Linked DNA regions of Homo sapiens: region 1 is linked to region 2. A link is a loop called in an ENCODE intact Hi-C map of the cell type or tissue named here. Cell type or tissue: endothelial cell of umbilical vein. All regions are shown on one strand. Links, peaks and the distances in the headings refer to the core of each region. The heading gives the core; the rest is flanking DNA. Region 1 overlaps NLGN1 (neuroligin 1). Region 2 overlaps NLGN1 (neuroligin 1).

What was found. A loop is a pair of places that touch in the nucleus more often than their neighbours do. Peaks named below come from ENCODE experiments on the same cell type or tissue, not always from the same donor. Only the 100,000 strongest peaks of a DNase experiment are listed, where the experiment ranks them.
Region 1: it touches region 2 in a loop (2.7-fold over the local background); 3 of 110 quality-filtered maps call a loop at or near these places.

Annotation. Positions count from the first base shown.
Region 1 is chr3:173,576,240-173,593,401 of GRCh38, forward strand. All of the region lies in intron 1 of NLGN1 (neuroligin 1), which reads left to right. Among named protein-coding and RNA genes, the nearest start is that of NLGN1, 190 kb to the left of the region's middle. In endothelial cell of umbilical vein, for the core only: a CTCF peak has its summit at 8,094; DNase peaks (open chromatin) are centred at 8,082, 8,982, 9,112, 9,202 and 1 weaker place; H3K4me3 peaks cover 1,463 bases; H3K27ac peaks cover 1,101 bases.
Region 2 is chr3:173,888,295-173,896,294 of GRCh38, forward strand. All of the region lies in intron 4 of NLGN1 (neuroligin 1), which reads left to right. Among named protein-coding and RNA genes, the nearest start is that of NLGN1-AS1, 29 kb to the right of the region's middle. In endothelial cell of umbilical vein, for the core only: no CTCF peak of the experiment used is centred there; a DNase peak (open chromatin) is centred at 4,467; H3K27ac peaks cover 717 bases.

The sequences.
Region 1 (17,162 bases), core at 3,565-11,564, 310 kb before region 2:
GTGGTTCACATTATGTTTCTATGGGCAGCACTGATTATTTCCATAATATTTTTAATATCTTTAATATTTTTAAATAAGTGTATTAGTTTTCTATTGTAGCTATAACAAATTCCCACAAATTTAATGGCTAAAAACAACACAAATTTATTATCTTACAGTTTAGGATGTCAGAAACCTAAAATGATTGGCAAAGCCTGTGTTCTTTTTGGAAGTTCTAGAAAAAATTCCGTTTTCTTGCCTAGAGACCACCTGTTTTCCCTGGCTTGTAGCTCCTTCTTTCGTCTTCTAAGCTAAGAGTGTAGCATCTTCAAATCTACCTGACTCTCTCTTTCTCCCTCATCTCTGTTTCTGTTATCACATCTCTTACTCTTATTCTGACCCCTGAACCCTCTGCCTTCCTCTAATAAAAACCCTTGTGATTACTTGGTACCCATCTAGATAACCCAGAGTAATCTCTCCATCTCAAGATCCTCAATTTAATCACATTTGCAAAGTCTCTTTTGCCATATAAAGTGGCATATGCACAGATTCCAGGAATTAAGACATCTGTGGCGGGGGAGGGTGGTGGAGGGTATTATTCCAATTACCGTATTAAGTATATTTAATGCTATTCTTTCTTGATTTGTTAATTTCAATTTTTAAATTTTGCTTGTGGTCCAATATTTTAAGATCAACGAAACGGTAATACCAAAAAACAATCATAAGAAACATCGAGTCAGGTGTGGCATGGCACAACAGCTTCTCATCTGGGCGATGCTGCTGACCTCAACGTGATCTTAGTTAAGTCATTTATCTTCTTGTGCTTTTTTCTGTTTAGCAAAAGGAGTCTGTGAGTCTATGAAGGAACTTTAAAACTGCAGTTCTTTGGGCCACTGTTCAAATATACTGTAGTTGTTTTAATGATTAGTTTGAGTCCTTGTATGATGAATTTCAGCTATAAGATATATCTTCTAGCTTCACCAGACTTATGAATGATGAGGATGTGAATTGTGAGTTGGTTTAATGTATTACACATAAGCCAAGAATTATATTCTCATTCTATCAAATAATGAGTATACTTTCTGTTATCACATAAACCATCTATCCTCATAGTCTATTTTGTGATGTAACAAATCATGCTTTGAACTTTCTTCACATTGCCTTTTCTGCTTCATCTATGTAAACAACTATGTCTGAAATATTACCATGTCCTGCTTTCCTTCTCTCCCTTCCTCCTAGTACAATTTATAAATAAAGGGTCAAAATTTAATTGTTTTCTTTTGTAACAAATCCACCATTTGTTAGCTTGTTTATCACTAGGGAAGGTTTGGGAAACTTTTATAGAAGAGGACACAAGAAAAGGCTGAGAGTCATGAATTTTATGATGGTTGGAAGGTTGAACAATTTCTTATGCATTGAATGTAACATAGTTTTGTCATTCTGTTTAACTAAATCATTCTGCTTGTTTCTAGGTCATCAGAAATAATTTTATTCACATACAAGCAAAAACAAACTCTAAAACCAAACACACATGATCTTAGAAAAATATATCATCTTTGAAAAACTTGTGACATATTTTCTCAGTTTCTTGTAAGTAATCAAAGCTTAAAGGGACAGATTAATGTGTAGATAGATAGGTGATAGATGGATAGATAGACAGATATATAGACAGATAGATAGAGACAGAGAGACAAGAAGACAGAGAAATAACCATTCCTTTAGAAGATGTCATTTTAGGCCGGATGCGGTCGCTCACGCCTGTAATCCCAGCACTTTGGGAGGCTGAGGCAGGTGGATCACGAGGTCAGGAGATCAATACCATCCTGGCTAACATTGTGAAACCCTGCCTCTGCTAAAAATACAAAAAATTAGCTGGGCGTGGTGGCAGGCACCTGTAGTCCCAGCTACTCGGGAGGCTGAGGCAGGAGAATGGCATGAACCCGGGAGGCGGAGTTTGCAGTGAGCTGAGATCGCACCACTGCACTCCAGCCTGGGCGACAGGGCCAGACTCCGTCTCAAAAAAAAAAAAAAGAAGAAGAAGATGTAATTTTAAGGGTTCCTTTATTTAATATTTTGGAAATCATGGAACTAAATATTTTGGGACAGGTAGAAGATGCTCATTAAGTTGCTAATTGAACAATAATGAAAATTCAGGCTAGTGTTTACTTTTAATTATGTAATTAGCATAAAATCCTATCCAAAAAAAGAGTACCCAACTCTTGTCTGTGAAGTCAATGAGATGTCAATACCACTGGGATATAACTAAAAATTTCTCTTTCCATCTCGAACTATAGAACATTAATTTTCATGTGGTTTCCCATCCTATTAGGTCAAACTTTATAGTATATTCTGCTAATACTGGAAACATAGACTCAAATAAACTAATATTTTACAATAAGCATTAATAGATGATATTTAATAAGATGGTTTCCTGATTGTGTTTTTTCAGTACTTAAGAAACATCTAAGATAATTTTATACAATTTAACTCATTCTATACTACATTGCAATGTCAAAATCAATCATGGTACTATGGAATTAAAAGCCACCAAAATATCAAGAGAACCTGCTCTGAGGTTATTAGAGGGTCAGCGTAAATACTGCCTCACAAATGTACTTACATTCAAAAATGAAGAAAATATTCTGCAAAATAATGCATCATGCTATTATTAGCTAAAACATTTGAAATTGGAAATTTCTATATTTTTCAATTTTACCAATTAAATAAATGTATAAATTATAGATGTAAAAAAGACCTTTTTCTAAAAGAAAACAGAATCTTAATTATTAGCCTAATGGCACCATTATTTGAAAGTTTTTAACAAGTCAGAATTATTCAAGTCTGTTTTGAAAATCTGGATTTATTTCTGATTTAAACCCTTTTAAGAGTCCCTCTGTAAATATCTTTTAGCATCTCTAACCAACATTGATGAAAAAGCCCCATTTCAAAAGTGGCAGTCTCATGCTAAAATATCTAGTCTTGGGTAGTCGCAGTGGCTATGCCTGTAATCCCAGCACAGCCAAGGTGGGCAGATTGCTTGGGCTCGGAAGTTCAAGGCTAGCCTGGGCAACATAGTGAATCCTTGTCTCTAGAAAAAAATACAAAAATTAGCCTGATGTGATGGCATGGCGCCGGTATTCTCAGCTACTCAGGAGGCTGACATGGGAGGATCACCTGAGCCCGGGGAGTTTGAGGCCGCAGTGAGCCATGATCGTGCCTCTGCACTCCAGCCTGGGCAAGACAGTGAGACCAGGTCTCAAGATAAATAAACAAACAAACAAAATGTCTAGTCTTGATCATCACTTCCTTAGTTTCCATTACCAATCTCTATTCCATGAAATATAAAGATACATCTGGTATATTTAGCATCCAGGCAGGTGTGTTCTCCCAATACGTATCTGAAATATAGTCAGTACCAGTCAAGCATTTTAAGTAGTCTTTTCTAATTAAGCAGGATTGTGGGAGTAGATTCTTCCCCGTAGAAAGAACCTCTTTGTAAACAGTCACCTTTGCAGTAGTTAGAACTTACAATGTTGCACCACTTTTTATTTTTGTTTCTTTCATAATTCCCAATTGCCATTCATTTAGATTCAAGTCTTGAGCACTTAATATGAGGTTACATCAGGGGAGTTCTGAAGATGGTAGAGGATTTTTTTTTCTCCAGACTTGCTTTACAATTCTGTTTTATTTTATTTCTAGCTTCAGAATTTTTAAAATTATTTTTAAAAAATTGTTGTGGGTATATAGTAGGTATATATGTTTATGGGGTACATGAAATATTTCGGTTATTTCTTCTTTTTCAGACACTGAGCTGCTATCTTTCACAACATCCTAAAACGTTTATCACAAGCCAGAGCTGAATTGATTTGACCTGGTCATAAAAGATGTGCATTTATATGATTTTTCAAAAAAAACCCCACCTTTTCTCAAAATAACTCTTTTGTATTAAAAGCAACAATGAAATACTTACTCCTCTATTTGTTATGAAAACTATGCTGCTTCCTCACATGATCCATTTGGTATTAATCAATCCATCATTTTCTATTTGGTATAGAAACCAAAATAAGATATGTAATTCTAAGATGTTTTTTATCAGAGCTGAAATTTTAATAACACGGTTAAATTGGAATGCCCTATAGTGCTCAGGTTTACCAATCTTGGTCTTTTATTTCCATTATTATTATTCATACTAATTTTTACTTTCCTCCTGTATTGATTTCATTTTCTGAAGAAATTAGCAAGCCCATCTAATGAAGAGATTCTCTTCATTAGAGAATTTATTCTCTTCATATAGCAACTAGTTTTATTGTTTGATCTATTAAGTCAGTCATTTACTAATAATTTGTATCATGAAGGATACAAATATTAAGTATGTTTCTATCCTCTCTGTCAGTAAATCACCAGGGAGATAAATGAATTTGATTCACATTTTTATTCTCAAACACCTTTCCTCTATCCCTCCTTCTCCTTTCACTTCTCCTTTTACTCCTCTTTCTTCATTGACTACCTTACTCTGTGAACTCATTTTACACTTAAACATACTGAAAAATGAACCTTCAGTTCTATATTAATATCTAATACTTGTTCAGTATGGATGCTGAAATATTAATTGATAATAGTAATAGCCATTTGCACTCAACAAATAAATCATCAATAGGAAACTAAGGATTTGTGGTAGTTGGCTGTTTTAAAGTCAACTCTCCTATGATATACTTTGGATTATGCCCAGTATACAGGAGGTATTCAATAAGTGTTTGCTGAAAGAATGTCAGCCTCTCCAAATTTCAGAAATATAATGGTACATCTGCTTCTTCTCCCTTATCTTTCTATTATCAAAGGAAATTAAATTGGCATATCACTATTTCCTTATCACAAATCTGTTTTGGTTATTTCCAGGAAATCTATTCAGAATAGTTGAAAATTGATTGTTTGACAATTAACTCAAGCATTTTTCCTGAGTCCAGGGTGCATTGAATAGTATTAACTGCTCAATTGAGTTATAAAAAATGCCTTTTCTAATATTTGGTATCTCTTTTGCATGGATTATGAAATATAATGCCTAGTGATTGTGAAATGAGATTTCCAGTCCCCATATTTCATATCAACAAAGTCTTCTTATTTGAATTCACATACATATTTTAAATACTCTGGGTGAGTTTTCTTTCATGTTGTAATTTCAGCTTATGGCTACTCTGGCTTTGGTAGTTTTTAGTTAACTGGTCAGACTGAACATGATCAATCAGTTGATTGACTGTTTCACAATTTCAGAGGCCCTGTTACTATTTGTGAGATCAAAGGAAAATACAAGAAAGAGCTAGTTGAGGATTACATATATATTTTTTTCAATTTCAACCATATTTTCCCATTTAGGTGGTAATTTTTGCTTCCTAGCTAGAATTTCTAATATCAATTATAGAAGTAAATAAGCACCATTCCATTTACACTTCTTAGAAATATTTAGTAGTACAGTTTTTTAAAAAAATCTCCATATAAAAAGCACATTATGAAATATTGATATTTCATTTTTTCAGACTTAATTAGAAAATTTTATAATATGGTAAAGATTCACAGGAATAATGTAGTCTAAATCTTTAATTTTAATAAAATATTTAAAGCATATAAACAATTTATATAGTAATATTGTAAACACCCATGTACTCAAGATTCAGGCTGAGAAATAGAGCACAGTAGATACAGTTGAAGCTTCTGGTGATGCCTTTCCAATTTCATTTACTTGGCACCCTCCCCACAGTAACCTCTACCCTGAATATCATGTTTGTCATTATCATACATGTTGATATATTTTGCTGTATATAGGTATGTGATCAAATATAATAGATGTAATTATTTTACCTGTTTTTGAATTTTATATACAAATATCATCATCCTATAAGCATCTTTCCGCAACATCCTTTGTTGTTGTTGCTGCATATTATATTTTTTGAGATTCATTTATATCAACTCAAGGAGCTGAGGTAACATTCATTTTTCTTGTTACCGTTTCTACTATTGCAGTATATGAATATTCTATAAATATTTTGTCCAGCTATTTATCTGAAGGTGTTTAGATTATTTCTCTCTCCTACTGTTTTTTTCTCTTTCAAATAGTTGTGGAATGAATAGTTCTAGGAGTGGAAAAACTGGATTATAGGACATAAAAATGTTCAACTATTGCTAAACTGCTCTCTGAACTTGTACTATCATATACTCTCTGTAATTTCTTCACATTTTCATCAATATTAAGTTTTGCTGGACTTGTAAATTTCTGCCAATTTCATGACTGGGAAACAAAAATCTCATTATTTTGAATTGCATTTCTCTAATAACTAGGGGGATTGAGGACCTTTTTCAGATGCTTATTGGACATTGAGAATCTTTTTCTGTCAATCAACTATTCATTTCCTTAACCCATTCTTTCCTATTATATTTTTTATCTTTTATAAGCCCCTTTATGTACTTTGGATAGTAATCCTTCTTTGATTATATGCATTGCAAATATCTTTTATGAGTGTACATTTTGATTTATATAATTGCTTTATTTTAATATATCAAATTTAATATTATTTCTTTATGGACTTTGGCTTTTTTATGTTGTTTAGTAAACCTTTCTGTTCTCATCTACCCAAAATCATAAAGCTATTTCCCTCTAAATGTTGTAAAATTTTGCTCAGCATCTTTAGGTCTTTAACCCACCTTAACATACATACATGTGAAGTTGCAATCTTGTATTATCATTATTTCATATGGCTAATTCAGTGTCTGAATATGTCATCTTCCCTCAGTGCTTTCTGATGTCACCAGTTATTTATCAGGTTTCCACAAATCCATGAATATTTTTCTGGACTTTCTATTCTGTTCCATTGGACTAGTTTCTAGCCCTGAACCACATCTGCATTGCCTCAGTTACTGTTATTTTATGTTAAGCCTTAATAGTTCATATTGGAACTTCCTGAACCTTTTTCTTCAGATTATTCAGATTATATTGATAATTTCTTACCCTTTGCCCTTGCAAACACATTTTAGAATTAACTTTTAGGCTTCCACAAAAAAATTGTAGTAGATTTTATTAATAATTACATTACTTCTATAGATTAATTTACCATATTGATTCTCCCATCCAGGAACATGTATATTTATTGATTTATATGGGTTTACCCCTTAGTGTTAATAGATAAATTAGCCGTGGGCCAAAAAGTGATGGCCCAAAGTCACATAGCCAATTAATAGCAACACCAGTGGTAGAAGAAAGGTCTTTTGACTCCTTAACACCTTGTACACTAAAAAGGCTTAATTATTTAGTCAGTTAAAAAAGAGTGTCTTGGACTGCTTGCAGCTACAGAACCCCTCACAATGAAAGAGAATTCAACTTCTCTAGTTTACTAGGCCCAATTTGTGTTTCAAGCCCTCAAAGTGTGATTAGAGCGCTTGGGAAAACAAAGTCCTGAAATTCCTTGCATTGACTCTTTCTCTGGAGCCTGTCGGAAATGCTAGGGGTAATCTTGAGGTCATTGAATTTAAAAGCATTCAGGTAAGCAACATTGAGGCCTATGTAATGACTCTTAGGTCTTGTTCTGTGACCACAGGCTTACAGGAGCTATCACTTGCTTTGCTGAATGAACACTAAAAGTCCCAAATGAGTAAGAGATTATCTAAGAATACACACACACACAATCATATTCCTTTAAAGGAAATAAAATTTTAAATGTTTTTCTAAAAGCAGCATATCTCAGGAAGAGTGAGGCTTCTTTTAGGTCGATAGTTATTAAAGAAACAAATACAATTGCTTTGAAATCACCGAATTGCCTCAAATTGGCATTTTAGCTACTAACTGCCATTGGGGAAATTTTTGTAGACAAAAAAAAAAAAATAGAATCCAGAGGAGACAGAAACACAGAAGATTCAGTCTTTAAACGTAAAACAAAGAAACATCAGATGCTGTATTCAAGTAGTCATATACTATTCATGTTAATTGCAGTTCAGCCTTCTTTAACTACTGCAGTAGCCAGTTATCTAAAGGGGCAGAAAGAAAAAAAAAAAAAAAGGTGAGGAGAGGGGATGGGAAAAAAAAGTGAGATCCCTGCAATATCGCCTGGAGCCACTAGGGGTATCTTTGTACCATTTTTCATCCTGCACCGATTTGGAGTAGAAACCTATATTAGGGTAAAACCAGGGTCCTCGGCATTTTTTTTTTTTTTTTTTTTTTTTTTTTTTTTTGCGAGGAGTGCACCCAGAATCCAAAAAAGATTTTTTAAAAAAGAAAGAAAGAAAGAAACCAGAGTTTTTTTTCAGTCACCCGAACAGGGTTATGAAATTGTTCTTCTGGACATCAGCACCGGGAATTCATTTTTGAGGTCAATTTCCAATCGAGATAAATCTATTGGATTAGTAGGATTATCTGATTGCAGCCGAAAGAAGTAACGTTGTTTGATCATTTGTATTTCTTGCCTGATGGTCGGATTTACATGGAGGTGGCTTTGGGTCCCCAGGATTCTGGATCGTGGTTGCATCTGGAGAGAAAAAAGGATCAATCGACACGTTTTAGAAGTGTCCGTGGGTGAATAAAAAAGGAGGGGGGGGTGCAAAACTGGGGTTGCGGATGCTTAAAGCAAAAAAAGAGAAAAGGAAGCGTCTTGAATCCTGGAACAAGAATTACCGGGTGCTCGAGATTTCAAAAAAGCGTCTAGAAACTGGTAAATACTTGGACCATTTCAGCTTGAATTTGACGGCGAAGTGTTGTAGAGACCGTCTCCTTGAATCATTGCAAAGGGACCGGGGAAAGATGAGGGGGCTCCCTCTGTGGATTTATCTTGCTGAGGGTAAGTTTGTGGCTCTTTTATTGGGAGGGGGCTGCCAGGGTTTTGTGCCACTGCGCGGAAGGTGATGCGGACGCGGTGCCTGTGAAATGGAGAGAGAAAGGGGAATATAAAACCACCTCGCGCATCCCCGGGGGGATCGCTAGGGAGCTACCTAGATCGAGCTAAAAAACCTTGTTTTTGTGGCGTCGGTGGGGGAGCCAAGCAGCTCTCCAAGCTCTCAACTTTGCATTGAAAATCTCTCAGTTGGGAGACGCTTCCCAGATCCAGTGCTTTCTCCTAGCAATACTTTAAGGAGAGGAGGCAGCGGTGCCTTGGAAAACCTGCATGTAGAGCGGAAAAGCCCAAGTAGAAATCGCTGGTGCTTCGGCCGCCGTTTCTGCGGCTGTCGTGGCTTCTAGGGGGATATTTTGCAGGGGGAATTGGCTGTTTTCATGTTGTCTCCTCCCCCACCCCTCTCTTCCTACCCCTTCCCGCTTCCCGCTTCTCTCAACCGGACACTAAAGGGTTACAGGGTCACTGCACCGGATAGAGACAGTAGAAGTGGGTGGCTGGCCACACATGTTGTCTTGTAATTCACTTGCACGACTTTCCATAATACAAGTCCGAGGTAACTTTCTTCGAGTTGGAGCAGCCCAGGAAGACGTTGCAGGCTTTTTGCCGAGGGCCCAGGCTAGCGAGTGCGCCAGGCAGACGGCTGCATTTCTGATGCATCCCTGCCCTGCCTGCCTCGCCACTTACTGGCTTTTCTTTCCAACTGAGCGGTGCGCGCGCGTTCCCAGACATTTTCTTGCAGCTGAATTCAGGAATTTTTTTCTTTTTTTAAGAATTTTGTAGCTCCCAAGAAAAACTCATCTTTATTTGCAGAAGGAAATCAATTTCAGCAGCTATAATTAATCACTCAAATCAGTGAATATGAATTGACTCAGGCAACTAAAAGTTGCTTTGGAACCCAGAAAAGCATATTATTCTGAAGTAATTTTGGAGTCCACGTAGCTTCAGAACAATTGCATACAAAGAACTGATTTATTTGAGGGATGTATATAAATGTGTTCAGTAGGTTAACGAATCTGAGACTTCAACATCACAATTTTAGTTGGCTTTTTTTTTTAAAGCCAATTCGTTAAATTTTAAACTTGTAGACATTCAAATGCTTTGGAATAAAATGGAGATAGATAAAAGATAAAACATACATTTTGTATGTTCTAATCTTTAGAATAAAAGTGTTACCTTTTTTCAGGGATTTCTGGTTTACAGATTATGACTGTATGCAGATACCTTTGTGGTTTTACCACTGAAGTCTGTGTGTGTGAACTCATCAAAAGGCAACTCTTCAATGTCATCTGAAGCACACTCATTCTCTAGTACTTTTTTTCAGGAATTCCAGATACATGCGACGTTCTGACTATTAAAAGATTAGTCTAACCAAACTTTCTTCCTGGATTTGTGTGTGTATGTGTGTTTCTGAAATCTAATTTTGAAGCATGCATGTGAGATTTGTTTTCTAAAGATGAAATAGCAAAATATAAAACTTTTGTCTCCCAGGAATTCTAAAGTGGAAAAGGTAGATATTTCTTATTTCAGTAGACGTTGTGTAGGCTTATTTAGAGATTATAGAAATAACAATAAATAGTTTCTACAAACCCAATTGTTAGTTTTAAGGCGATATCTGAGAAGCTAGGTTAGTCTCTTTTTACTCTGCTATAACCCAATTGTTAGTTTTAAGGCGATATCTGAGAAGCTAGGTTAGTCTCTTTTTACTCTGCTATAAGTCACGTGGTTCACGTGCAGACTGAGAGTAGAAGAATGGATGTTCTGTGTATTGGCACAGTCTAGCCACTGATCCTAGCCACACTGTCTAATAGTATTTAAAATATTTTCAAAGTTTAAACGGATTTTAAAAAGACAGCTAGCAAATATCATTAAGTGGTAATAGCAAATAAGTAATGAAGGTGAGTGGTAGGTGGGTTGGAATTTCTCTTTTTAAGCTAATAGAGAATATGGCTGTTGATATAAAAATAGATAGATAATTTGAAACATGAAAAAGAAGGTCCTTTTAAAATTGATTTGCATATTCCAAAACCATTAAATCAGTAGTCATTGCATGTGCCATAGTGTTAAAATGGAAGACTTAACTGAATGTGCCTTTGTAGTGCCTGGAAAATACATTTCTGTCAGAATAAACAATACTTTCTACTCCCCTATTATATTCTCTTTTGTCAGTTAAAATGAAAAGGGAGAAAGTGACCTTCTCTTTGTTATAATCTACTTGGAGGGGCTGTATCCTTTGTTTCTACAAGCAGTACATACACAAAACTTTCAGTAAACTTTGTAGGTAGTAAATCCACTTTGGAAAGCCAATAACAATGGAAATAAGTATATACAAAACTACACACCAAAATTTTTTAAAAAGTTGCGGCCAGTAAACGAAGAGCAAGGTACCCAGTTAGATAAATGCTCTCCCTAATAGAGTGGATTGTTCTAGGAATTATTGAAAAACCTGAGGAATTCACTTAGAAAATTAATTCCATTTAGCTCCATCTTACCCAATACATGTTTTTGGTCCTAATTATTAAAAAGAACATGGTAGCCTTGATGAGTTGTGAATTTTCTATCAGAGTAACACAAAATGTGGTAGTTTGGGGTAAAGAGATGGAAGCTGTCAATTAGCCCTGGAAATCTGCAAGCACAGTTTCTGATATAAGTGACAAGAAATAACATTGGATTCCTCTAAGCTTATCACTATGTAAAAACTGATGTTGCATTCACTGGAGTTTTGCTTGACAGCTGCACCTGTCCCTCAAAAACCTTTTATGTGTTGCAACTGGCCTAACATTCAGGAAAAGCTAACACATTTGCTATAGATTCTTTCTATGATTTTGAGATGATTAACTACATTAAATGTTATTTTACATTAAAAAGAAGTTAGCAACACACTCTTAATTAGAAGCAAAGTGATAAGGGCAATTATTTTTAAATGACTTGTTGAAATTTAACACATGACACTTCCAAGTGCAAATCTTCCATCTCTTTTGCTTTATTGAGAAATAAAAAAGAACAAAAACCAACTTTCAATTAATTTAAAATTCAAGTTTTTGACATATTGAATTTGCCAAGCATTGAAAAATATCAAATTTGTGAACACTCATGATGAGTCTAATGTTTTTATTGCTTTTTAAGAGATAATTTAAAACATCATGAGGTAGCTAACCATATAATCCTGTGGGATAGCAACATTCTGTTTCTAAGAAAATGATTTCTAAGAAAAATGATTCCTTAATAGTAACCCATTTGCTGGTCACTTTTGTTCTGTTATTAATGAAATAATGTTGATAATGTCAAATATTACTATGTTGGTATAAAATGATCTGAATAATCTCTGCCTTCAAGAGTCATCCCCCAAACAAAGTAAAATCAAACAAACAAAAATCCCCACAGCCATTTGGTAGCTAACCTGTGTGATAGAGAATGACTGTCAACTCGAAGCTTAAGTGAAGTCAGGGAAAACTAGTGAATCATTCCAGGAGTTTGAAATTATTAGACATTAAACTTTTGGGGGATTTTTATATGAATTCTTTTTATAACAGTCAGTATAATCTCTTCTGTGCCTATTTCCGTTGCATGTGAGAGAAATTCTAGTCAATGGCAAAGCGCTTCACTGCTGCCATTACTGCAGACTTTATAGATCAGAGATGTGTCAGCATGTTAGCTTTAGCAGTAATGCCTCTTTTGTGTGAAACCTTATGGGCCTTGCAGGCAGTCTGTCATCCTGACACTCATAAAACGTTCAAGTCCCCATATTTATTATTTAATTTTCTTCCTATATATAGCAACACAGCACTTCAATATATGAATGTGTAGTCAAAAAAATGACAGGCAATTGTGGATGGGACTAATGAGTTTTAATAATACACATATTAGGGACCGCTAAAGGAAGTTTAATTAAGAAAAACAAGTTGAGCATGAAATTCATTTTGGAACAAATGCAAGTTAAGTTACTACTACTGATGTAAATTCAAAAACCACAGTGATATATCACAGGAAATTAAGTTCCAGCCTGAGACTAGACCTAACTAATGCAGTTGACATCTTAGGACTTAGCTTTAAGTGGACAAACTTTGATTTGACTTATGAAACAGAAGAATATGTACTTTTTTCACTTTCTCCTGGTTTGTATAGAAATTTTAGTTTAGTATTTTCACTGCATATCCAGCTACGCTTTATGTACATAATATTAGTTCACTTGTGACAGGCCACACAGTAGCTTTTTCTTTTTCTGTAGCCTACTTTTCTAATGCTACATATGCCTACAATTAGAGCTACCTGCTGAGGCCCATGCTGTCTCTTTGGAGGTGCTGTAGGTGGTGCTTCATTAATAGAACTGCATAGTCAACTTTCCTCTACCTATAATTCTGTTTATGTTTTGCATAATTTAGAAAATAAATAGACTAATGTGTTTGCTTGCTTACTTTTATTTATTTATTTGATGGTGGCAGTGCATGTGGAGGAAAAGCAGAAGTTGGGGAAGAGATTGAATATTGGGCAACTATTTTCTTAGAATGTGATTTTCTTATATTTTGCTTGTATTGAAATAGCACAGACACTTTCTATAAAGAGTAAATAATCAGGCAATGATATGAAGGTCTTATTGTATACATATGGTTCTCAACAAATGCCTATTGGGAAACATCCAATTGATATACTGTTTTTTATACCAATGTTTGTCATCAGTTTTTTGTAACCATAATGATTCTTTTTTCTTCCCTGACACACCCAATGAATGGTAGATCTACAGGAGAAGAAAAGAGGTTACTTGTAATGTTTGAAAATGAATTGAAAATTGTCATTGCTTTTTAAAAAACAGTCACAATGAGTACTCTCATATTGTCATATGGAATACTTTCTATGCTTGGAAGATCAACAAGTTCAAACATGTAATCAAGTAATATTGAGTTGATAAAATCCAGGTTGAGATTATCATTAGTAAAAGTTTTTTTCCATGTGACAACCACCACTTCTATGACAGAACTGACCAGAAAAAGTGATTACAGCATAGAACGTTGTGAATATTGTGAATGGTTGTCACAATATTCACACCTTGAAAATAAAACTTGAGCAATTTAATAGTTAACTATAGAGCTAAAAGGAATAAAAGTTCACTTCAGCAACCATTATGTTACAAGTCAGTGCATCTGTCATTTCTAATTTAAATCTGTATTACTTACTGTCCAACACTTTACACATAAGTGACAGTGTTATCTATTCTTTTTCTTATGGGTAGAAAAAGTCACCAGTTTCATTACCTGTTTAACTGTGCCAAGTGTTCTAATACATATGTTACTACAAGATTGATGCCAAAAGTCCCTGTTATTTCACGCCACGGTCTTTAATAACAACATCTAAGAAGGAAAGCGTTTTTTGTTTTGAAGGAATACTGTACTAGTAGTCTGTATAACCTCCACCATAGTAGGGGATTTTTGTCTGGTTTGTTCGGAGCTGAGTGTATTTCTCTTCATCGCCTAGAGAACAGTACCTGGTACATAACTGGAAATCAATAAACGTTTATTGAATGAATGAATGAAAATCGACTTGTGTTCTAGCCTTGGATGTTAGTAACTAAACATGTAACCTCTTTATGTAATGAATACCTGGGATCTTCATTTTTGCTTTTTAAAAAATGTATAATCAGTAGTTATTTGAATTGACAAATAATTTTAAATAATGTACAAAATTCCAAAGGGAGGAAGGATTCTATTCAAAAATTGAATATTAATTAGAGACAAATAGTAACTGAGGCTTTTTAGTGATTTCATATAGAGTTTATATACTTCACTTTGATAAATTATTTGATCAAGACTTACAAGTGTAGTAGGATTATTTATATTGTTATAATTTACTGAAGGTACATTAGAGCTATTTTCTTCCATGAAGAAAATGTGATATCTCAGGGAACGTTGGAATTACTAAAAGTTATTTCAAACAGGTAGAACGTGAACAATAAGACAATAAGATTTAAAATATAACGGTTTGGGATTTTCGTCATTACTTAAGATCTTTTTCCATTTTGTAAAACTTTATAATCCCATTCTCCCTATTATAAAATTTGAATTTAAATGGTGACTTTATTTGGCAACCTATATTCCATGTGTATATTAAATTCTTGTTAATATTCTATTCTATTCATTAATATATTGATATACTATTTGTGTTACACAAATGGCCCATGAACAGGGCATTATTTTGAATTTTGTTATTGTTATTAGTACTAATGCAACTTTTATATGAAGGAAGAAAATGATGTAGATATATAAAGGAGATTGCTAGTGTGATATTCTTTCTCCTTTGGATCACTGGTTGAGCTCTAAGCCAGGTCAGGAGTGACAGGAAACCATTATTGCTGTTCGGTGCCTTATGTGAAAGGCGTTGGTGGTCTTAGTCCAGTTCCTAGTAGACAGCTACTCCTTAAACAATAGTCACCACAGTATTTGCCAATTCCAGCAAAAGCCTGGGACTGAATGGACACAAAGGTTTAACTACCCACTCTCTGCTGATCATCCTCCAAGGGGTCAAGATTGACACACCCTGGCACAGGGCCATACTCAAACTTAGCACTGCCTCTGCCAAAGTTGCAGCTATTCTCTGGCAACAAGGGATTTTTTTTAACTGGACTTTAATTAAGCAGGGAACCAGGAATGGCAATTTTCCACTCTTCCCAGGCATGAGCAACTCACTACACACAAAAATAAGCTTAAAGAATGAGTTGAGACTGTAGCACTCTTCTTAGGTTGTGCTAGCTTCTCTATAAAGATACTAGCAGGCATAATTAAGTTGCTTCTGGAAGCAATGACTTGTGACCCAAAGGTGGCCCCTTCCAGACAAAATCATCAACTTAATATCAAGGGAAGTAATCAGCTCTACCAGGCTGTCTCTTCTGAGCTCTTGAGTGATTATTCATTTTCTTCTGTGGGATCACAGGGTCATCAATTGGTTTTAAAAATGTATCCTGTGGTATTTTACATATACATTAAAACTGTTGCCCATGACTTTTGAATAACATTCTGCCTCATTGATTTTTGCCCCTCTTGCCCCCTTCACCTCCCTGTTCATTTGGAAGTCAGGCTTCCTAAGTAGATTCTAGATTTAACAATTAATATTTGGAGATTACACCTGAAAATAGTTTCAGAATAAATAGAAAGTAAAACTTATATAGTTAATGTTAAATTTTTTTTCAGCCCTCCTCTTCAGAATAACAAAATAAAGAAGAAGCTGTCTAATATTTCGCCATTAGTTGTAATGATGGTTATAGCAGAAATACTCAGTTTTGTAATGCAGAAGACGATGCTGTCACCTTAATCTTTTTCTCTTTTTGTTGTCAGAAAAGCTATTATGGCATCTTAGAATCTTATTGTATTTTCTTTTTTGCCACACAATAGTGGAATTAGCTGCCAGTCTACATGGATATCTATGCACACGCCTACATGATGAGAAATTTCCATTGTATTGTCATTTGTTTCCACCTCTTCTATGTTTCGTCCCCCCTGGCTGCAAGTTTAATTAAGCTAAAGCCTTCACAGAGGTCAAGCATCACAGATGGATAAATAAAATCTGAGGGTTGTGTTAATTGATGAAAAATAGTATAATGAATTAATGGGTCATTCATTCAAGAAATATTTTCTGAGGACTTACAATGTAATGCATTGTTCTGGGGATGGTTGTTAAAAACCAACAATTCAAAAGACACACCCTGTACTCTCAAAGTGTAAGGGTAATCTGATCATGCCATTTGTATGATTATAATGATTCTCATCATAGTTTGGATAAGATCTCACACCCCTAAAATGGCCAACAAATTCTTGAGTTGTCACATCCTTTCTCCTCTCCTGTCTGATGGGCTACCCTTCTCTCAGTTCACAGTGATTTCTTTGGAAAGCCCCAGCCTCCACAGCATTTGGGTTTCCTGTTACTTCTGGCACATTCTATACCTTGGTTTTCAATTGCCAACTCCTACTCAATCTCAGACCCTGGTTTCCAGATTAATTCTTCAGGAAGATCATCATTCCCACTCCATATTCTTAAATCTCCCCTCAAAATACCCTGCATTATCCTTCTTCATACAGTATTTATTACTAGATAGCTCTCTGTGTAATTGACTTACTTAAAGTCTATCTTCCCCCATTGAACTTCAGTCTTTTTAAAACAATTATTTTTGATTCAAGGGTACATGTGCAGATTTGTTATATAGGTCAACTTGTGTCATGGGGGTTTGTTGTACAGGTTATATCATCACCCAGGTACTAAGACTGTTACCCAATAGTTACTTTTTTGTCTTCATGAATATTAGCACTATTCCTCTCCTGTTCACGTCGTCCT
Region 2 (8,000 bases), core at 1-8,000:
TACAAAATGGTATAGTATTTGCATATAACCTAAGCATATCCTCCCCTATACTTTAAATCATCCCTAGATTACTTATAATACCTAGTATAATATAAATGCTATATCAAGAGTTGTTATACTGTAATTTTAAAAATATTTTTATTGTTTTATTGTTATTTTTTATTCTTCTTTGTTCCCAGTAAATTTGATTGGCCATTGGTTGAATTGTGGATGCAGAACCTATGGGTATGGAACTTGCAGATACAGAGGCCAGCTATTCTGAAGTGCTTTTAAAACATCATAAACTAAATAGCAGTGAGCATATTTTTTGTGTTATGTTCATATTAATACATGCTAATTTTTTGAATATATAATAAACTTATGACATTTTATTAATACGAATATTTGATGTCCCAAAACTTCTATATAAACCAGGGAAAGTTTATCGTGACGTATTTTTTTCCTAACATTATGTATTTACATTTTTTTTGAGTGTTGAAGAAGACATTAAGATGTTTAGGAGTATTTAAACTCTGCAATAACCCAGTTAAAATGAAAGCTCAGAGGTTTTCATTTTGTTACCTTTATTGTCACTTGAATATGGACTATTGACAGCTCACCATTTACAAGACATGCACAAAGACAGATTTATTATAATTTAGGTGTTGATCACTTTGGCTGGAGATTTTCTGTTATTAGAGTAGAATACTACATTTCAAACCAGCTATACAAGTTTTTTGTTTGTATTCACTGTCTCCATGAAGAATAATTTGAAACGAAAATTGAAGGCTTCTAATTTTATGCAGAGTGACAGCTATGTATTTCCATAAATGTATGAGCATTTTGACATGAAACTGTTATTTCTCATCCGAAGTCATAATTGTTCAGCATGAAAGTGGGCCATGAGAATGAATGATAATAATAATTTGCCTTTTTGAGATCATGGCATTAATAAGCATAATTTTCAGAGCTGCATATAAGCAAAAGGAGTTTGCCTGTAGACAGTATGACAAGACGGTTATTGGGAGGAGGGTATGTGAATTGCCCACCTTTGCAGCCATCTTGCCTTTCTGACCTTTCTTTCTGCGTAACTGTAGCCTCTAGCCAGCTACCTTCCACTGTTTTACTACAAACAGTGACAAAGAGAGCAAAAAAGAGGTCAGTGTAGGAATTCCAAGGAGTTAATACCTTTTACTACATAGCTCAATGGCATGACCATTTAGTTGTGACATGTCGTTTTTAAAGTAGTCTGTTTCCTTTTAAAAGAATCCCGTTGTCAAGAAGTAAAAAGGGGTTTTGTTGTTGTTAAATGATGTTTTAAAATCCTGTCCAATTTATGTTAAAGAAAGTACCTATGGAGGTTGAGACTGAAAGACAGTGATACATGAAAAGGAATAAAAGAACACAGCAAACATAAGGTCTGGCAACGACCATGATAGTTGTTTGCCTGCCAACAGCAGTAATAAGGACTAGTTGTACCGGTTGAGAAAGCTGTTTAATTCAGATGCATCCAAAAAATATGCATCCTTCAAAAGAGATACGGTGCATACATTTATACTTTAAGAAACACCACTGTGAACTTCAATCTTGAATGACTCAAAGAAAACGTTTAAATTCTTCAAGCTTACAGACATAAGAAAGAATGCAATAAATTGTGGGAACTGGTAGAGATTTTGCCAAAAATAAAGGGCCTTCTCTTTTGTGTATGTATGAGGGTGTGTGTGTGTGTGTGTGTGTGTTTAATTAGGTAAAATTATGTAAGTTCATTTAGGCTCTGCAGCATTTTCTGATGACCCAGTAATCATTTTCTGTTATCCCATTTAGCTGTTAAGAGCAATGAATAGAAATCTGAAACCAAAAGCCATTCCCTTTAAAATTCTACATGCATTAACTTGGGTTGCAGGAGGAAATTCCCTTATAAAAGTGAAGGTATTACCATTAACACAGAGAACTCTTTCAGTCGTTCAGATAATAATTCTGACTCTCATTTCTAGGACCTGTCCCTTCAGTTGTTTTGCAGCTAATGGTCAGAGGTTTGTTCAGAACCACCCACACACACTTGTTTAGTCCCTGGGTGACCAACAGAATGCATTTATGAGAAGGTTGGGCCGGAGACCGCAGTGTGTGCCTTTGGTACAGAGATTCTCTTTGGTGCAAAATCTATCTGGCCTTTATAGATATTGCATTAGCATCGAGCACAAAATGTTCAACTGCCTGACTCTTGAACCCTTTTCCCTGACCTCAAATGAATGTTTTCTGAAGATATAAATGTGTGAAAGGTGGTCATTTATATAAACCTGGAGAAATACAAGGAGATAGCATTGAAAGAAAATTGTTATTGCACTCTGATCTTGCAGGAAAATTGATTTATTATTATGAAATAACAAAGTACTCTTAAGGCTAAAACCTTTTTTGCCCTACTTCAACCTGACGAAAAGGTTTACCTCCTAGTTATAAACCCATCCATAGCGTGGTCTCTAATGGAAAAATCCGAGAGCTCCTTCACACATGGCAATAGGAGCCAGTGCTCTAATAAAAGCCTTCATTAAAATATGGTTGGAATCTATGTGGCATGGCAATTCTCAGCTACAAATTGAAAAAGAATTGGTTGCACCTGTAATGAGAGTTCAATTAAGTGATCTTGGAAAAAAGCTAGAAGGAAATTAAATATTGAATCCTTCATCATTGAGTGTTTATCTTGAAGGGAATAATGTATGGACTGAAGACAAGTGGAGATCAGCAGACATAACCTCTCCTGTGTTTATTCTTTATGGTGAAGGAGCTTGCCCTTATTCAAGCAAGGCACTTCTCTATCCACATTTAATTCTGTGGTAAAATAGGATAATACAAACCACATGTTTACTACAACATAGAGATGTCATACAGGTTGACAGGTAATGACAGCAAAGCACTCTGGACACAATGCTAATATTGTGCACTGTTCATTATTTGAATTATTGATCATGTGCAACGGCCTAAATAATCAAAATAGCAAATATATAGCCTGATCTCTCAGTTCCCAAGTGGAAGGATTATGGGCTGATAATCATATCCCCTTAGATTCTCTTTAACCTAATGTGATATTTTGTAAGACTTTCAAGCTATCTGCATAGTCAGAAAATCATTTTAGATATTTAGGCAGCAAAAGCCTCTTCACAGTACTGCATTTGGCAAGGTGCCATCCTAAAATAGTTCCTCTTTTCCATATGTGTTATGCCCTTTGCCCAGTCTACCTCCCTTCCCTTTTTGCCTAGTTTGGCCTTTATTCCTTCTTCTAAAGTTTCCAAACCCATGTTTTCCTAGCTGAGCCATCCACAAACCTTAAACTGTGAGGATGATTTACTCCTGGCCAATGTCCAGGCCCATTTGCCAACCTCCCTAGCACAACTCTAAAACTTACCAAGGCAGTGGATATGAGCGGCCACTGCTGAGGGATCCTTGGGACACTTCTCAAATCCAACATAATCAGATTTAGAAAGGTTGGGTCTTTCTCATACCCGGTGTTCAAAAGAAACCTAATGATACAAGAAACTCTCCAGCTCTGTCCTAATCAAGTCACAACAATGCCCATCATGCAGAAAAGACAAAATTGCTTCTAACACACTGCCTCACACCTTGCGGTGAGTAATAAATACTTGATGAATGAATATGCAAGAAAGTGCACTAAATGGCAGAAAGTATATTCCACAGCCAAGGTCACAGCAATTATGTTTCTAGAAGCAGGAGTCACAGGAAAAATAACAATCACCTGAATTACTGTTCTACTTAAGCACATCATTGAAATGGTTTTGTGTATCATGGAATCCTGATGCGTGAGAGAAGTCATCTATCTTTACAAGCATTTACTCCTGTTAAGTACCTATTATGTCATTAAAACAGAAACTTTGTCACGTATATTTAAGGTTTTTTTTTTTTTTGCATTTCCCTTATTTTTATGTATTTGTATGTTAAATCCTTTGTTCTGCTTGGGCCTGTGAAAACTTATTACTTTATAAGTCTCTGTGTGTCATATCCTCCAATAGATCCTGCCATCTCTGTTCTCTGTTTTTATTTTATGCAACTGCTTTTTCAGATATGTTGTGACCTTCGTAAATGTAGGTTGGGAGGAACAAAACATTATTAAGATTTTCCTATGTATGTTTTATATACATCATTTCCTTTTAACTTTCACAATAGCCCTGTAAGGTAAGGATCAGTAGCCCCAGTTTACAGATGAGAAAACTGAGTCTCAGAAAGTAGATCACTTCTTGCAGGCTAATATGTGTCAGCATCATATTCAGAACCAGGAAAAGAAGGCAAACTAAAAAAAAAAAAAAAATGACAGTTAAGAAATGAGGAATAAGAGATTATATTAAACTAACATTTTTAGCACTACCTACTGGAACACTGCCATGATATCCAATTGCCAGACACTCGTGGGGTTTCCATCCAGCTCTACATCCGAGTTATGATTCAGGAGCCACTGGGCAGGAAAATGTGAGGACACAGAGGAAGCTGACTGAAGCAGGTAGACGAGAAGAGGAAGTGAGGCATGCCAGAGAGGCACCGTCATAACCCCACAGTTAGGTTTTAACCTGACTTGGAAGCTATGTTGTCCCTGACAGCCATTGTAGTAGGTAACAATATTGTACTATCTTGGAGACTTGGGGAAGCCTTTTTTCCCCTTTTCTAATATCTAAAATTAATCTGTATTATAACTATGCATCTTCTGAGCCCTTGCCTCTTGTATACCTGCTAATTACATTAATATTTGAGCCAGCATGAGAATCAGACAGAAAACAGGTATCTCCTATCCACACTTTTGTGAGAAATCAGGCGCAGAAAATCAGGGGCCCTCTCATAGGCACCTCAAACCCAGCATATCTCAAATTGAACATGTTTCCAACTTCTAGCTAGTTATCCCTCTTTTTATGACCTTCCTAACTAAAGACACTCATCCATCTAGTCACCCAAGCCAGAAACCTGGATGTCAGCCATGGGAAGACAAAGAATTGTGGTGGTTAAGAGCATAGCTTTTGAAGTATGTGTATTCTGAGTTCAGTCACCGAGGTTTAGATTTCAGCTCTGATACTAACAATGTGACTTCGAGAAAGTTACTTTACCTTTTGAAGTCTCAGTTTTTTCATCAATAAAATGGTTGTATCAATCATACCTTTCTCATAGCACTATTGTACGGGCCATATGATATAATCCAAGTAAAGAGTTTAATAAAATAGCACACACGTATTAAGACACAGGAAAAATTAGCTACACTGATGACCATGATGATTAATGATGATGCTTGACTTTTTCCTCAACCATCCTTCACCCTAAAGGTCATCAAATCCTGTACATTCTAACTAAATACTTTCAGATCTTCACCTTGTGTCTATCACTTTGTCTTAGGCCCTAAATAATTTTTTGCATAATTATTATTGCATGGGCTCCTAACCTGTTTTTATTTTTTTTAACCTCTTACTTAACTCACCTCCCTTTGTCCTTCGTGTTGCCCCAGAAGCATAAATACAATTTTGTTTTCCTCTGCTTAAAATTCTGTGATAGCTTGCCTATCATTTGTAAATCCCAACCTCCTTTTTATGTCATCGCAAGTCTTGCATGTCTGCACCCTGAATACTTATGTTACAACATCTTTGGCCTCGTGCTACTCACATCCTTTATTCCCATTCACCTCTTCATGCCTTTTTTGTGACATTAATTCTAACTGAAATGTCCTGCCAGTTTGTCCAACTTTCACACTTTCCCTTACTCACTATTTCAAATCCCATGAAGCACCTTCACTTCCTCTTTCCTGCCATCCCTTGGGGTGAGCTTGTTGCTTTCTCTTTTATACAACTTGGGCTTGGTATTGACTTCCATTATAGCACTTATCACAGGGTGTTACAATTATTATTATAATAGCACTTATCACAGGGTGTTACAATTATTATTATCATCATCAACATCATATAGTTAGTGTAGTCCTACTAGAGGCCAACATCAAACACACTACCTAGCAAAAACCTAGGTCGAACCAATGAAGCACCGTGACTTACCAAGAGGTAAAAGGAAGGCAACCAAGCTAATTGCCAGGCATAACTCATCTCCAGAGACTCAAGTTGATAGGAAAAGAATACTCATTGGAAGCTTGCAAGTTTTCAACCTCCTGGGTTGGAGAAAGGAGTTTCTAAGTCATTCATTCTCCTGTATGATTTACATAAATTGAATCTTGCTTTTCTTTGATATTTATTAAAGATACAGTCTCATAGATACTTCAGGGTCATATAGTATATGAGTGTTCCATTGTTTCCATACCAATTACCTCAAACTTAAACATTTTTAAATGTTTAAAATAATAAATTTCTTTTCTTTTTTTTCTTTTTCTTTTTTTTTTTTTTTGAGATAGAGATTTGCTCTTTTTGCCCAGGTTGGAGTGCAATGGCAATGGCACATTATTGGTTCACTGCAACCTATGCCTCCAGGGTTCAAGTGATTCTCCTGTCTAAGCTTCCCAATTAGCTAGGATTATAGGTGTGGGCCACCACGCCTGGCTAATTTTGTAATTTTAGTAGAGACAGGGTTTCACCATGTTGGCCAGGCTGGTGTCGAACTCCTGACCTCAAGTGATCCACCCGCCTCGGCCTCCCAAAGTGCTGGGATTACAGGCATGAGCCCCCTCACTCGGCCAATAAATTTATTTTCTTATAGTTAAATAGGTAAAAAGTCTGACACAGGTATCACTGGGCTAAAATCAGCGTATTACAAAGACTGGATTTCTTACTGCAAGGTCTAGGGAGAATCTGTTTCCTTGCTTTTTTGGTGCCGGGAGGGGGGGAGTTGTTGATCTAATAATTCAGTTTCTTGTAGTTGTACTACTGAGGAGAGTCCCCAGCTTCTAGAGGCCTCCCACATTCACTTTGTATCCTTCCAGCCTCCTCTTTCCTCTTGCATCTCTCTGAACACAGTCCTTTTAAGGACTGATATGATTAGACTTGATCCATCTGAGTACCACATCTGTAAAGTCCCTTTTTCTATGCAAGGTAATATAGTCACAGGTTCTTGGGAGATACTTCATGATTTTATTACAAAGGCATCAAGATGCTAGCAGGTGATGATCTCTACCAGGATTGCCCGGAAAGGAAAGCAATGAAACTAAAACTTGGGGAATCTTACTGTGAGGCAAAGAGAAGCCAAAATATGGTAAAGATTTTTAAAATATTTCCTTTCAGACACCATATAACAGGGTACTCAGAGAACTCAACCTGAATGGAGACACTCGACTTCCCAGTGTCAGAGACTTTTATTCTATGTTACCAGGAGCCTCCTAGCTTCCAGAAAGACCAGAGACCAGTAATCATTTGGTCCTTTGAATGATAGACAGAATAATTTTCCCCAAAGAAGATCTCACAGAGAAGGAAAACTTGGCAGCTTCCAAGGACCCTTTTTTTTTTCTTTTTTGAGACAAGAGTCTCACTCTGTTGCCCAGGCTGGAGTGTAGTGGCATGATCTCGGCTCACTACAACCTCTCCCTCCTGGGTTCAAGCGATTCTCCTGTCTCAGCCTCCCAAGTAGCTGTGATTGTAGGCATGTGCCCCCACACATGGCTAATTTTTGTATTTTTAGTAGAGATGGGTTTTGCCGTGTTGGTCAGGCTGGTCTCGAACTCCTGACCTCAGGTGATCTGCCCACCTTGGCCTCCCAAAGTGCTGAGATTACAGGCATGAGGCACCGCACCTGGCCTCCCCACACCTGGCCTCAATGACTATACTTTTCCTATCAACTTGAGTCTCTGGAGATGAATTATGCCTGGCAATTAGCATGGTTGCCTTCCTTTTACCTCTTGGTAAGTCACCATGCTCCATTGGTTCCACTCAGATTTCTGCTAGGTAGTGTGCTTGATTTTGGCCTCTAGTAGGAATACACTAGCTATGTGATGATGATAATGATGCTTATAATTGCAACATCCTATGATAAGTGCTTCTTAATCTGTTTCCAGTTTCCCAAAAGATCTGCTTTGTGAAGTCCTCATGGGGGAATCATTCTGC